Regions from separate parts of the Homo sapiens genome. Here region 2 is linked to region 1. A link is a loop called in an ENCODE intact Hi-C map of the cell type or tissue named here. Cell type or tissue: pancreas. All regions are shown on one strand. Region 1 overlaps KDM2A (lysine demethylase 2A). Region 2 overlaps KDM2A (lysine demethylase 2A).

Region 1 (5,000 bases):
CATGAGAATCGCTTGAACCTGGGAGGCAGAGGTTGCAGTGAGCTGAGATCATGCCACTGCACTCCAGCCTGTGTGACAGTGAGACCCTGTCTCAAAAAAAAAAAAAAAAAAATTCACTCTTGACCAGGCATGGTGGCTCACATTTGTAATCCCAACACTTTGAGAGGCTAAGACAGGAGAATTGCTTGAGGCCAGTAGTTCAAGATCAGCCTGGGGAATGTCACGAGACCCCCAAAAATAAAAATAAACATTTTTATTATTTATTATTTTTTTTTTGAGGCCGAGTCTCACATTGTTGCCCGGGATATAGAGTGCGGTGGCACGATCTCGGTTCACTGCAACCTCTGCCTCCCCGGTTCAAGCAATTCTCCTGCCTCAGCCTCCTGAGTAGCTGAGACTACAGGCCACCATGCACTGCTAATTTTTGTATTTTTTTTGTTAGAGACGGGGTTTCATCATGTTGGCCAGGCTGGTCTTGAACTCCTGACCTCAAGTGATCGACCTGCCTCGGTCTCCCAAAGTGCTGGGATTACAGGCATGAGCCACCACACCGGGCCGAAAGGAACTATTTTTGTATTAGTAATCATGTTTATTTGATCATATGGAAGTATAGGAAGACAGGTGGTTAGAATTTAGCCTTCTTATTAGCCTAATGTGATTTGCTAAATAGGAATTTAGTGAGAGGGATGGGATGTAAGAATTCCAGTAACATTATTTATTTATAATTTTATTTTCTTAATATTTCTAGAATTTTATTTTATTATTATTATTATTATTATTATTTTTGAGACAGGTTCTCGCTCTGTTGCCCAGGCTTTAGTGCAGTGGCACGATCTTGGCTCACTGCAGCCTCCGCCTCCCAGGTTCAAGCAATTCTCCCACCTCAGCCTCTCAAATAGCTGGGATTACAGGGACACACCACCACACCCGGCTAATTTTTGTATTTTTAGTAGAGATGGGGTTTCACCATGTTGGCCAGGCTTGTCTCGAACCCCTGACCTCAGGTGATCCACCTGTCTCAGCCTCCCAAAGTGCTGGAATTACAGGTGTGAGCCACTGTACCCGGCCAATTTCCAGAATTTTAATTTAAAAATAACAGGATTGGCCACACACGTTGGCTCATGCCTGTAATTCCAGCACTTTGGGAGGCTGAGGTGGGAGTATCCCTTGAGCCTAGGAGTTCAAGACCAGCCTGGTTAACATAGCAAGACCTCATCTCTACAAAATTTGGAAACTTAGCCAGGCATGGTGGCATGCACCTGTAGTCCTGGTTACTCAAGAGACCGAGGTGGGAGGATTGCTTGAGCCTGGGAGGTTGAGGCTGCAGTGAGCTGTGATCACTGTAGCCTAGCCAACATTGCAAGAATCTGTCTCAAAAAAATAATAAAATGATAAAAAATGTAAATAGAAGCCGAGCATGGTGGCTCATGCCTGTAATCCTAGCACTTGGGGAGGCCGAAGGCAGACAGATTGCTTGAGCTCAGGAGTTTGATACCAGCCTGGGCAACATGGTGAAACCCTGTCTCTATAGAAAAATTAGCCAGGCATGATGGCGTCCCCCATGTAGTCCCAGCTACTCAGGGGGTTGAGGCAGGAGGATTGCTTGAGCCTAGTAATTTGAGACCAGTCTGGGCAACATAATAAGACCTTGTTTCTACTTTTGAAAAAAAAAACAAAAAACAAAAACTAAGCAGCAACAAGAAAAATAACATGATTGTAGCTATAAATGTAAAACTTGACCTGGTCAATACTTTACCATTATTAAGGTTGTGAAATGTCTCACTATTCCACATGAAGCCTTTTTTGTGGCATCCTGAATTTATTCACTCTGTCCCTAGTTTTAATGATAAAAATGTGACATCATTTTATAAAAATTAGAAAAATATATTAACATTAAAGGGCGGAGAAGAACCTATGAGAGGGCTCAGAAATAGAAAATTATTAAGAGAGCAGAGGCCACAATACTAATATCTTACGGGGACCTAAAACATGAAAGATTGAATGAGCTATTACCAAGCTCACATTCTAAAAGCAGGTAAGGTTTTTGTGACCTTGCTATGTAAGTAATAACGTTTATTTTGTTGATAGAATAAGATAGAAGACTTCATGTGGAATAGTCACACATTTCAAAATCTTAATAATGGAAAAGTATCGACCAGGTCAAGTTTTACATTTATAGCTAGAGGCCTGGCACAGTTGCTCACACCTCTAATCCCAGCACTTCAGGAGGCCAAGGTGGGCGTATCACTTGAGCCCAAGAGTTCGAGACCACTCGGGAGGCTGAGGTACAAGAATCACTTGAACCCGGGAGGCAGAAGTTGCAGTGAGCTGAGATGGTGCCACTACACTCCAGCCTGGGTGACAGAATGAGACCCTATTTCAAAACAAACAAACAAACAAAAACATAGCTACAATCATGTTATTTTTGTTGTTGCTGTTTCTATTGGTAGAATTCTTATTCCCCCCATAGTATATCCCTTCATTTATCTAGGTTTTTTCCAGTATATTTCACTAGTGCTTTTTTTAAAAACCAACTTTATTGAGGTAAAATTGATGTTCAGTAAAGTGGACCCCCATTTTAAGTGTGCATTTCAGTGAGTTTTGACAAACATATTTATTCATGTAAGTAACCACCATAGTCAAAATATAGAAAATAAGCCAGGTGCGGTAGCTCACGCCTACAATCCCAGCACTCTGGGAGGCCAAGGCAGGCAGATCACTTGAGGTCAGGAGTTCAAAACCAGCCTGGCCAACATGGTGAAACCCCGCCTCTACTAAAAATACAAAAATTAGCTGGGTGTGGTGGTGCACACCCGTGATCCCAGCTACCTGGGAAGTTGAGGTGGGAGAATCGCTTGAAACCAGGAGGCAGAGGTTGCAGTGAGCCATGATCACACCACTGCACTCCAGCCTGGGTGACACAGTGAGACCCTGTCTCAAAAAAAAAAAAAAAAAAAAAAAAAAAGAATATATATATAATAGCCTATTAGTAGTTCTTTTTTAATTTTTTAATATTCAAAAACTTAATCTTCATTTCTAAAAACTTAATCTTCATGTCTAAAAACTTTGATCTGTCACTTCTCACTTTATATCCTCAAGTTCTAACCTATTTGCATTTCTTAATCCTAGAGTTACATAATCTGTTTGTTCCCTGTGATCTTCACAACCTTCAGGGTTTGCCTATTCATTTATCAGATGCCTACCACATGCTAAGCACTGTCTAGGTACTAGAGATACAGTGGAAAATGATATCATTCTTGTTAGAGACTCAAAGAAAGACAAGAAAATATGCATTTATATAAACTATAGTATGAGCAGTGCTTCAAAAGTGAATAAACAGCCAGGCAAAGTAGCACATGCCTTTAGTCCCAGCTACCTGGGAGGCTGTGGTGGGAGAATTGCTTGAGCCCAGGAGTTTGAGGCAGCCTAGGCAATGTGGCAAGACCCAGTCTTTTAAAATTAAAAAAATTGAATAAAGCAGGATATTGTGGAAGCATTTTGGAAGGATGACCTAATTTAGAAACTATAGGAGAATTAGGGGAAGCTCTTTGGAGGAAGTGGTGCCTAATGTTGACATAAAAGAAATAATGAAGCAAGGAGAGGGAGACCAGAATTACGGGCAGAAGGAATAGCATTTGTAAAAGTAGGTTCCGGGAGGTAAGAAGGGCAACTTTTACATGCCTGTTATAGGAGCTAGCATAAAGTAGAGTTCTATGGTGAGAAGAGATTATTTAGTGCTGCCATTCCAGCAATAACTGAGAGGTAGATTTTAAAATGGCACAAATAATACACATTTGTTTGGTGATGGGGAAATAAGTTCATGGAAGGCTATGAGTTGTTTATGAATAGACTAGGTTCATGATATTGGACTTCTTACCAGTTTGGCCCTAGTTTTGTTGCAGAACAGATTATAACTGGGATCAGAGTATTTAGCAAAGGATCTATCCCAAGGCTAAAGATTAACCTAAGAAGAAAAGCACGAACATGTTACCACAAATTCTCTCTGTAGTCTGAAGATACCTAATAATACCAAAGAAAGGCAGGCAAAAATGACTGACTTTCTTGCTGCAATTAAGAAATTCTGCTTTCTGTGAATGAATGCGTGGTAAAAAAAAAAAAAATACTCATATGTTCTGAACCGTTCCTCTCCCTATTCAGACATGGGAGCTTACAGCGTATTAAGCAAGTACTTTATTCATTATTCTGTTAAAGGCATTCCCATGGACAACACACGGGGATGGGAGATGGTGGCTACTACATTAAGAAACAGTAAATTTTATTTGAAGGAAAGAAAGGCATCCAGGGCTTATTCAATGTTCTGGGACCGGCGGATGCTTGGTTAAAATTGTTGGCTCCCTGAGCAGAAATTCTTTGAAATGGAACAGCAGGTTAACCTTAACCGTTGCTCCTCATCTTGTTTGTTTCTTCCATGTCAGTGGTGATGCTTTCTAAACACTCTCCCACAGTTAACATCTGGGTATCCTCTAGACAACTGCTTCATATCATGCACAACTTTATGCATTTGTCTCCATTCACATTATAAGGGAAGTAAGTGATCAAATACGTAGATGTTGTTACAAAGCTTACCAGATACATGTTTTTTATAACCATAAGTTAGATATTTACCACATCAGCACTGTGCTGAATTCATGGTGGTTTGGCTCTCGAGTTTTACCTACCTGGAGTTCATTGGTTGAGTGTAGACACTTGAAGGCACAGGAAATGTTATAATTTAGTGTAAAATGTTGCGTATTGCTTTCACTTCTCTTTTTTTTCAGCCAGTATTATTTAAAAGATTCCTGGCCGGGCATGGTAGCTCATGCTGTAATCCCAGCACTTTGTGGGGCTGAGGCTGGTGGATTGCCTGAGATCAGAAGTTCGAGACCAGCCTGGCCAAGATGGTGAAACCCTGTCTCTACTAAAAAATACAAAAATTAGTTAGGTGCGGTGGCGGGTGCCTGTAATCCCAGCTACTCAAGAGGCTGAGGCAGGAGAATTGC
Region 2 (5,000 bases), 63 kb before region 1:
AGATTTTCAACATGTTTCTCTGTTTCTGGTATATAAAATGCCTGTTCTTCCCGTTTTTTGTTTTGTTTTTTTTTGTTTTTTTTTTTTGAGACAGAGTCTATCTCTGTTGCCAGGCTGGAGTGCAGTGGCGCGATCTCAGCTCACTGCAACCTCCACCTCCCGGGTTCAAGCGATTCTCCTGTCTCAGCCTCCTGAGTAGCTGGGATTTCAGGCGCATACCACCACACCCAGCTAATTTTTTTTCTATTTTTAGTAGAGACAGGGTTTCACCATGTTGGCCAGGATGGTCTCAATCTCCTGACCTCCTGATCTGCCTGCCTCAGCCTCCCAAAGTGCTGGGATTACAGGCATGAGCCACCGCACCTGGCCCCCATTTCTTTAACATTTGATTTTTCTGCTGTCATAAGAAATAATACACCGATTGTCTTTTTACTTACTTTTTATAGATCCTGAGGGCAAAAATCATGGCAGTCTTATTTATCAGAGCATTGACAGTGTTTGGCATATGGTAGAAGTTAAAACATTTAATGAATTCAGTTGAATATAATTTTCTATCTACTGTGACAGATTCTCTCTCTTTGTCTGTCTTCCTTTTTATTGTTTGAGACAGGGTCTCACTTTGTTATCCACGCTGGAGTGCAGTGGCATAATCTAGGTTCACTGCAACCTCCACCTCCCAGACTTAAGCAATCCTCCTGCCTCAGCCCCACAAGTACCAGGGACTACAGGTGCTTACCACTACACCTGGCTAATTTTTTGTAATTTTTGTTGAGACAGGGTTTTGATGTGTTGCCCAGATTGGTCTTGAACTTCTGACCTCAGGTGATCTGCATGCCTCAGACTCCCAAAGTGCTGGTGCATGAGCCACCGTGCCTGGAACATTCTTTAATATTGGTTATAAACTCTAATGCCATGCTTTCCTCCCTCACTTTCGTGGATTTTATCTATTTATTATTCCTTAACTGGAATACAAATAGGTTTCATAAAAGTTTATCAAAGGCACATAGTTTACTGATCTCATTTGAGATCATGTTAATGTTTGAAATTCCCTTGAACCTCACTGAAGACTAAGGTTAATTTGTAGCAATAGTTAAAATTTGCTTAGTCAGATATAAATAGCCAGAAAACCTAACAGGATGGAAGTTGAAACAGAGCTAAGATTTATGAAAGTGTCTGCCATGTAAGTCCGATGTATGTCATCAACTTAAAAATGAACACTGTTGTTGACAGTTTGGTGTAAGAGAATAGAAATACGCCTGTTTGTATTTCATCCAGGCTTGGCCAGATCTTTTGTGCCACTCTGGGAATGGTCAGGTTAAAAGATATGACTTCCACTGGGCCGGGTGCGGTGGCTCAAGCCTGTAATCCCAGCACTTTGGGAGGCCGAGGCGGGCCAGTCATGAGGTCAGGAGATTGAGACCATCCTGGCTAACACGGTGAAACCCCGTCTCTACTAAAAATAAAGAAAATTAGCCGGGTGTGGTGGCGGGTGCCTGTAGTCCCAGCTACTCAGGAGGTTAAGGCAGGAGAATGGCATGAACCTGGGAGGTGGAGCTTGCAGTGAGCCGAGATCGCGCCACTGCACTCCAGCCTGGGCGACAGAGCGAGACTCCGTCTTAAAAAAAAAAAAAAGATGCAACTTTCACTGGATTTCAAGAGCCAGTGAACCTAGTTAAACCTTATTAAAGCAGGAAGAAGTGAGAATTTCAAGGATCAAGGGCTTTCTCTGGAGACTGAGTAGTTCCCTTTCATTAGAGATTCTTTTTTTTTTTGAGATGGAGTCTTGCAGTGTCGCCTGAGCTGGAGTGCAGTGGTGCAATCTCAGCTCACTGCAACTGCCGCCTCCTGGGTTCAAGCGATTCTCCAGCCTCAACCTTCCAAGTAGCTGCGATTACAGGCGCCTGCCACCACACCCAGCTAATTTTTTGTATTTTTAGTAGAGACGAGGTTTTACCATGTTGGCCAGGCTGTTCTGGAACTCCTGACCTCGTGATTCACCTGCCTCGACTTCCCAAAGTGCGGGGATTATAGGTGTGAGCTGCCACGCCCGGCCCTCATTAGAGAGTCTTATAGCAAATGTCTCTAGCTGATCATCTAGTGGTAATGTAAATCAGCTAAGTACATACATATTGATTGATTGACTTAAAGTATTTACTAGATCGCTGATTTGTTACAAGCATTTGTTACTTTTGCATTCCTTTAAGAAAACTTTGGGGCTGGGTGCAGTGGCTCATACATGTGATCACAACACTTTGGTAGACCAAATTGGGAGGATCATTTTTGAACTCTGGGGTTTGAGACCAGCCTGGACAACATTGCAAGACCGCATCTCTATTAAAAAAAAAAATTTAGCTGGGCGTGGCGGTGGACACCTGTAGTCTTAGCTGCTTGGGAGGTCGAGGCCAAAGGGTCGCTTGACCCCCGGAGGTTGAGGCTGCAGTGAGCTGTGATTGCACCACTGCATTCCAGCCTAGACAACAGAGTGAGACCTAATTCAAAAAAGAAAGAAAATAAAATAAGGGTTTTTTCATGGGGTAAAACTCAAATAATAGGTATCAATCATATCTTTTTTCCCCCATCAGAAACAAGTAATCCGGCCGGGCGTGGTGGCTCATGCCTGTAATCCCAGCACTTTGGGAGGCCAAGGTGGGTGGATCACCTGAGGTCAGGAGTTTGAGACCAGCCTGGCTAACATGGTGAAACACAGTCTCTACTAAAAATACGAAAATGAACTGGGCGTGGTGGTGGGTGCCTGTAATCCCAGCTAATTGGGAGGCTGAGGCAGGAGAATCACTTGAACCCGGGAGGTGGAGGTTGCAGTGAGCTGAGATCATGCCATTGCACTCCTGTCTGGGCTATAAGAGCAAAATTCCGTCTCAAAAACAAAACAAGACAGACAAAAAAGAAATAATCCACACCCTAAAGTGCGATTCAGCTGAAATTGTCTATGGTATTTTGCCTAGAATTAACCAAAAGAGCTGGGGTAGGGGCTGGTGGCGCATAGCTCAGCATTACAGATCTACTTAAATCTTGTAAACTATTTATAGGTTTGGGTTGTTATAACATGTTTAGCATGGTTAATAAGCCAATCAAGAAATATCCCAAAACGTTCATTTTTGCTTCCTTTACAGATGGTGGCAGATGAAAAAGCAGATTTTTTTCCCCTGAAGCTCTTTAATAATGGCAAAAGTTAAAAAGTGTTTTCTCTGTAGTCCTGAATTTACTGAATGTATTCCCTTCCTGAATAAATTGACTGTTCCCTTAGTGTAGGGCTATAACCTGGTTTTGGTGGAGTCCCTTCCAGGTTCTAACATTTGTGTGACCTTGAACAGGGTACTTCTTAACCTTTCTGAGTCTCAGGTTTATTCATTTCTAAAGTGCAGGTGGTACTGATACCTTTTAGGGTTGGTTGAGGATTTAATGGGATAATGAATGTAGACTGCTGTGCCAACAGTGAGCTTTCAATAAAAGGTATCTGTTGTAATTCTCAAAGCTTAATACGTTATTATATATAACAAGCCAGTTTTACGCCTTTTAAATCTGATTTTTTAGTTATATAGATAACATATATCTGTATTATTGTAGAAATTAAAATTTTACAGATAAGGCTAAAGAGCCCCTTAGCCACCTTAATCCTAACCCCTTCACCAGATGTAATCATTTTATTAGTTAATATATCCTTCCATGTCTTTTTCTTTGCTTTTATGCATACATACACATGCATTTTAATTTTATAGATGAAGAATAGAAAAGATAGTAATCTAATTTTATAAATATTAAATTACTAGGTATTAGAATCTTTTTTTTTTTTTTTTTGACAGTGTTTTCTCTTTTTTGCCTAGGCTGGAGTGCGATGATACGATCTCGGCTCACTGCAACCTCGGCCTCCCAGGTTCAAGTGATTCTCCTGCCTCAGCCACCCAAGTAGCTGGGATTACAGGCATGCGCCACCAGTCCCAGCTAATTTTGTATTTTTAGTAGAAGAGCGGGGTTTCACCATGTTGGCCAGGCAGGTCTTGAACTCCCGACCTCAGGTGACCTGCCCTCCTCAGCCTCCCAAAGTGCTGGGATTACAGGCGTGAGCCACTGCGCATGGCCTAGAATCTGTATTTTAGATACTCAGTAAACAAAAGATAGCAAAATTCAACAATTCGTTGTGTAATGACAGATCTTACACGAAATTACAGAATTCTTTACAACCCTAGACAAGTTTAATTAAAGGGAAGAAACTAAAAAGTAAGAAACAGCTACAGCTGTTTAGCCCGGAAATATGCATTTGTTTTTCTAGCCGATAAATAGATCAGAACTTAAGAAATTCACTGCCTCTCAGTTTACCTCAAATTTTACAACTAAGGGCCACAGGTATTATTTGTTAGTCTGACAAGTAAAAAATGATGTTTTCTTTTCTCAAAAATGTGAAAAATTTACCACCACCTTGTTGGGCCAAAGGAGAGGTTGGGGGAAGAGAAGAGTAATTGAAACTGCTTTCTGCATATCATTGATTCTCAAGTGTATTTAAATTATTTTTGTAGTAATCTATAGTATTTTTGGTTTTTGTTTGTTTACTATTAGTACACATTGGAAAGTGGATTCCAGGCCAATTAGGGAAGGAGATTGATTTTGAAATGATGTTAGTTCTCTGGAAACCACTTGTTTAAATAAGGGAATATCAAGAGGAAAGGGCTGGCCATAGTTACTAATCCTTTGAGAGGAGGGATCTAAGAGTTGGAGGATATGTCAGACATGATCTCTCTTCTCTGGGGAATTAGAGGTGAGTTGGAGAAAACTGTGGGAGAGAGGGTCAGCAGACAAGGTGAAAGATCACTTGAGTCTAGTAGTGTGAGACCAGCCTGGGCAACAGAGCAAGACCCCATCTCTACAAAAATAAAATTAAAATGCCAAGGTAAATGGTGTTAATTCTAAACATTTTGGAGGTGGGGGTGGGGTGGAGAATGGAGCATAGCATTCACCTCTTCTTTCATCCTAGTCTTCAGTCTAAA

Evidence for each region. A loop is a pair of places that touch in the nucleus more often than their neighbours do. Peaks named below come from ENCODE experiments on the same cell type or tissue, not always from the same donor. Only the 100,000 strongest peaks of a DNase experiment are listed, where the experiment ranks them.
Region 2: a loop joins it to region 1, with 11 times the contacts of the local background. A loop is called at or near these places in 1 of 110 quality-filtered maps.

The regions. Positions count from the first base shown.
Region 1 is chr11:67,208,676-67,213,675 of GRCh38, forward strand. The region is part of intron 6 of KDM2A (lysine demethylase 2A); the gene reads left to right. Among named protein-coding and RNA genes, the nearest start is that of GRK2, 55 kb to the right of the region's middle. In pancreas, no CTCF peak of the experiment used is centred here; no DNase peak of the experiment used is centred here; H3K27ac peaks cover 326 bases.
Region 2 is chr11:67,145,924-67,150,923 of GRCh38, forward strand. All of the region lies in intron 2 of KDM2A (lysine demethylase 2A), which reads left to right. LOC124902695 (a long non-coding RNA gene) reads left to right here. Exons shown (of 2, transcript XR_007062740.1): 2 at 3,132-3,492. Among named protein-coding and RNA genes, the nearest start is that of KDM2A, 29 kb to the left of the region's middle. In pancreas, no CTCF peak of the experiment used is centred here; no DNase peak of the experiment used is centred here.